Regions from separate parts of the Mus musculus genome. Here region 2 is linked to region 1. A link is a loop called in an ENCODE intact Hi-C map of the cell type or tissue named here. Cell type or tissue: left cerebral cortex. All regions are shown on one strand.

What was found. A loop is a pair of places that touch in the nucleus more often than their neighbours do. Peaks named below come from ENCODE experiments on the same cell type or tissue, not always from the same donor. Only the 100,000 strongest peaks of a DNase experiment are listed, where the experiment ranks them.
Region 2: a loop joins it to region 1, with 2.9 times the contacts of the local background. A loop is called at or near these places in 2 of 42 quality-filtered maps.

The regions. Positions count from the first base shown.
Region 1 is chr6:107,241,674-107,244,173 of GRCm38, forward strand. No RefSeq gene overlaps it. Among named protein-coding and RNA genes, the nearest start is that of Gm34933, 48 kb to the left of the region's middle. In left cerebral cortex, no CTCF peak of the experiment used is centred here; DNase peaks (open chromatin) are centred at 965 and 2,074; H3K27ac peaks cover 536 bases.
Region 2 is chr6:107,164,840-107,167,339 of GRCm38, forward strand. No RefSeq gene overlaps it. Among named protein-coding and RNA genes, the nearest start is that of Gm34933, 28 kb to the right of the region's middle. In left cerebral cortex, no CTCF peak of the experiment used is centred here; DNase peaks (open chromatin) are centred at 1,421 and 2,042; H3K27ac peaks cover 953 bases.

The DNA of each region.
Region 1 (2,500 bases):
TGACACACACACACACACATACACACACATACCAAATAAACAAACAAAAACTATTATCGTTTTCTCCTATTGTCCAAACAGCAAACCAAGGTACAGGTCCACCATAATACAGTGGAGTTTATTGGGCTTACAAAGTAATGGATGAGGGGTTATATGTAACAGAACAGAAGGCTTTAAAACATCCATACTTGGAAGGTCTGTATATAGAATAGATGACTACTTCCCCATGCCACATAGATGGACTCTTCTTACAATTCTATGTCCTCTTGGATGCATGTGCAGTTAGGACAGAATTGCATACAACTGGGTGGAAGGAGTAGCATGTTACTTCCATGACCATCTCTCCTCCTCCAGGAAGGTCAGTAGTCAACAATCTATGATCTTTTCCAAACAGACACTGCTGAACTCCTGAAGATGGAGGAGTTTGCCTTAAAGCCCTGTACAGTATACTTATATCAGAGTAACAAAATCCCAGATCACAGTTTTAAATAATTGGGTGATTTTATGTAGAAGTGTCTCGAGTGTGAAATACATTTAATAATTCTTGACTCCTGGATGAGAATAGGGTAATTATCACTTCACGTGAGGTATAGAAGAGACCTTAGAAGATGCATGGCTTGACTCTGACCTTGGAAACTGAAATCCAGGGAGAAGAAATGGCATAGGGACATATCTGCTGGGATGGAGAGAAAGAACTCAAATACCAGTGGCTTAATTTTCAGCATACAGCTTTTTTCTTGGTACCATTCTCCTCTCTAAAGAAGAAGTGAAACAAAAAATGATGCAAGAATCTTTATGCCTTAAATCTAAAATGAACAAAGGACAGCTACAAGTGGTGAGAGATGGTCTAGTAAAAACCTATCAGCAACAACATACAGGCAAGTTTACAGCCTTTGTAAATGCTTGCCCTACAGCAACACAGACATTCTCGGGAGAAACTGCCTTCCATCTGTTAAGCTTAGCTGATTTCCCAGACAACCCTCTCCTGCTAGAGTGCTCCTGGGAAGGATGGATCACATGGATATTCAGTGCAAGAATCAGTTCATAAACTCAGAGGACTTTCTAACTTACTAACATTTTACTTCTGAGTTGGATGCTCATTTTCCACTGTCAGCAAAATGGAGGCTGTAGCAATTCCCTGAGTCAAAATGAGCTTTCAGTCAAGTCTCATTCCCAGAAGATACAAATGATAACTATTGGTGGACAATATCATTAGTGGTTTTAATGGGCAAAGACAATAAAAAAGAAAGTGCTGGTAAATTAGATGTCTCAGCTTCTCTTTAGTGTATGATTTCATGTGCTGTGGTAACTCACGTGCTTTTATAAATCCACACCCAGCTTGGAGATCAATGAAAACTAGCCTGTGTAATGGCCTCTATACAGCCCATCAAACAGAACCCCTGGCAAATAGGAACCTGATGGCCAAGCTAATGGAGACATTATTCATGAAAATGTCTGCCTGTGTTCTGAGGAGTAAGCCTAATAAATGCACAGTTACCCACTTCAGAAAAACTTTGAGAAATAATTATATAGCAAGAGTTTTCTTTCCTTTTAAGTTTGAGAGTTACACAGACATCCGCTCAATTCTCAGCACTGACATTTTTTCTAAGAATAATCATTTTGAGGCTTTGCATAGGAAAGTTAACATACTCAACCTCCTTGGGATGGTTAATTTTAAATGTCAACTTGTCACAACCGAGAATCACCTGGGAAGAGAATCTTAGTGGGGAATTAACTAGGTCAGGGTGACCTGTGAGTAAGTTCTGGGTGATTATCTCAATTGTTAGTAGTTGATGTAGGATGACCCAGCATATCCTCCTTTAGAGTGCTGAACTGGGTAACAGCAGAGATGGCTATTGGGGTACTAAGCAAGGAGGTAGGCAACACTGGTCTATTCATTTTTCTCTCCTCCTGACTGGATATGGTACAACCAACTCTCTCCAACTCCTGTCTCTGTGACTTCCCTGCCTGGTGCATTAGAACCCAGTTTTAGAAGCCAAATAATCCCCTTTTTCCATATATGGCTTTTGGTCAAGATGTTTTATCACAGCAACAGAAGTGAAACTAGAACATGTCTCATTTGTAAAATGTGAATACTCATGCCCTCTTCATCTTGTTGAAATATTTTGAAAGGTGCTATATGTTTATAATGTAAAATGTATGAGATGCAAAATTTATAAAGATCCCCAGAGAAACACATTTTTTTTCCTCCTCTGTCTCATAGTCACTCAATGTTTCTCTTTGGAACAACCCCATTATTTGATTCATAAGTTCCTTTCTGGGCATATTCAATGCATCTACAGATGCACTCGTTAATTCATACATGCACATTTTGAATACATCTGTGTACCTTGTTTTAGGATCCTCTTTGAGCCCACAGACATTGTGTGCTAAGTATCTAGTCCACATAAGGCTCACTGGTACCCAAATTCAAGAAGCAGAGGGTGTAAGGAAGCCATCACCCACTGAGGAAGAAGAACATTTGACGTATTGTTCAGCT
Region 2 (2,500 bases), 77 kb before region 1:
GGAAGAGGGGAAAACAGAGTGACATTCAAGTCTGGTACAAAAAATTCCTAAGAGTTATGCCCTGAGTCTGTGATATTAAAAATTTATTCTTAATTTTAGTACTTTATCTATCTTTTCTTTTTCCTTCACACAAATCCACCATGTCTTTCACAGGCTGTTCTGATTATGCCTTGGTCCATGAAAGCAGCTATGACAATCTTTACAAAGGAGAAAGAGAACGAATAGATAAGGGATTGGGTTTAGAATCCAACGGGAATAACTTTTGTGTTCTAATAAACAACAAAATAACTTAAAAAAAAACTGGATATAGCAGAGAGAATGATGAGAGGAGTGTGTACAAAATGATCCTCAGGTAACTCTAGCGAAGGTGAGGCTTGGTACTAGAAGAAAGCCAAAAGGAAAAACAAAGATACAGAGGACACAAACTAAGAAGATCCTGGATACACCATGAAACAACCCATGAGTGGGACTTTGTGAAGTTTATGGTATCCAAAACATCTTTCATTGATAAACAGATGAACCCAATCTCTTGTATAACTTTCTGCCTTGTCATAACAGGAATTCCATTCCTGCTGTGAATTTTGTAGCATCGCATAAGCAAAAGTTTTACAATTATTTCTCTGATTTCTGCATTTTCCCCAGCGCATTCCAAATTCATCTTCGCTGGGATTCTCCTGATGAAACCTTTGGTACTCCTGACCACAGCAAGTCCTTCTCCTTCATAAAAGGAAGCTCTACATCTCCAGCTCTCTTAACTGAGCCAACACTATCCTTCCAACCATTCTAGAAAGCTCCTATCCATTTGACCTTCAAGTATATTCACTTTAGCTCCTCTGAACTTTATAAACTTTCAATTTTACTTCACACGGATCAAGCATGGTGCTAGCAGTCTAATACAGAATGAGGCACATCTTCAGAATGTGAAGGAATTTGTTGATGTCAATTCTGTAAAGTCTTCTTCCTTTCTTTTTCATCAGAGAAAAAAAATGTCCAACTCACTTCACCCCAAGTAATGTGGTAGATGAGGTATTTCAATTGAACTGGCTGATCAATCCAGTCAGATAAGTGGTTTTACTGTTTCTCTTGGTTGAATTTATTAGGGGTTTAATTGAACTGAACAGATGCATAGAATTGCTGAGCATTGCATGGACAAAACCACAGAGAAAATCAACACTTCAAAGTGTAATTATATTGACAGAATGGCTTAATTTTGTTCACATTTGCAGCTAAACTTTAGCTAAATTCTTTGTATGTAGGTTTCTTGTTATATAAATTCTAAGTAGTACATTCCCAAATATGCTAGAAAAGTTGTGAGTACAGCCAAAGGTTACTATAATAAGGTATGGAGGTGAAAAGATTGGGAGAGAGTTTGACAAGGCCGTGGTTGAAATTGTGTTAAGTTTATTAATAAAATTGACATATTTAGATGACGATTATAGAGATTCAATATGCAAATATGTGCTAAGGTTCACAAAGTCCAGAAATAAAAAAAAAATGTTCCAACCTCCTATGCATACTGCAGTTGGAAAAATTATACCAGCTAGACACAGAATGTACTCTTCTTGCTCAAAAACAGATTTTAAGCACATACAAAAAATATTCACATAACCAGCAGAGTGTGAGAGTAGTTTGTAGGCATATGATTCTCAAAAAAAAAAAAAAAGACTCAATTCCACTCTTACCCCCAGAAAGAATTGTTTCTATAGTTCATCCTGATATCTTCAATATTGAATTCATCCTAAAGGAGGTTTATTTGGGGGCTCCAAGATGCTTTTTTTTTTTCATGACAGATCATGTACCCTCATGTTGATATCTAATATACATGACTGAAAGTTTGGGAAAGAATGAAAGGATTCCCAGTAACTAAGAGGCAAGAAGGCATGAGGAAAAAAATGCAAACTTTTCTTCCTTTTAAGAGTCTAAGCCCTTCTCTTTTATTTTGTGAGGACATTTTAATATAGATGTTCCAGCAGGCATATCTAGCCTGGAGGCCATGGACAACATGTACCCCAGGATAGCTATGAATGAAGCCAATACAAAATAATAGTTTACTAAAGCACAAGGTTGGGACTAGAGAGCTATCTCAGAAGATACGTGTTTGCTGTGCTTCTAAAGATTCTAGGTAAGCTTTCTGGGTCCCATGTTGGGTAGCTCACAAAGATGTGCACCTTTAGCTCAAAAGGATCTAATGTCTTCTACTACTACTACTACTGCACACACACACACACACACACACACACACACACACACACACACACACACACACAGAGAGAGAGAGAGAGAGAGAGAGAGAGAGAGAGAGAGAGAGAGAGAGAGAGAGAGAGCGAGCGCGAGCTGTGGAGTGGCTGCCTTATTCTCTTGCTCCTGTAACTCAATGGAGAGGGTCTTGTGAATGGATTTTGTAAATGATGATGTCATATTGCCATGTCAAAATATTGAGCATACCTAAATATTCAGGATTCATGTAAATGCCACCAACTTTGGGTATCCAGACATGAGG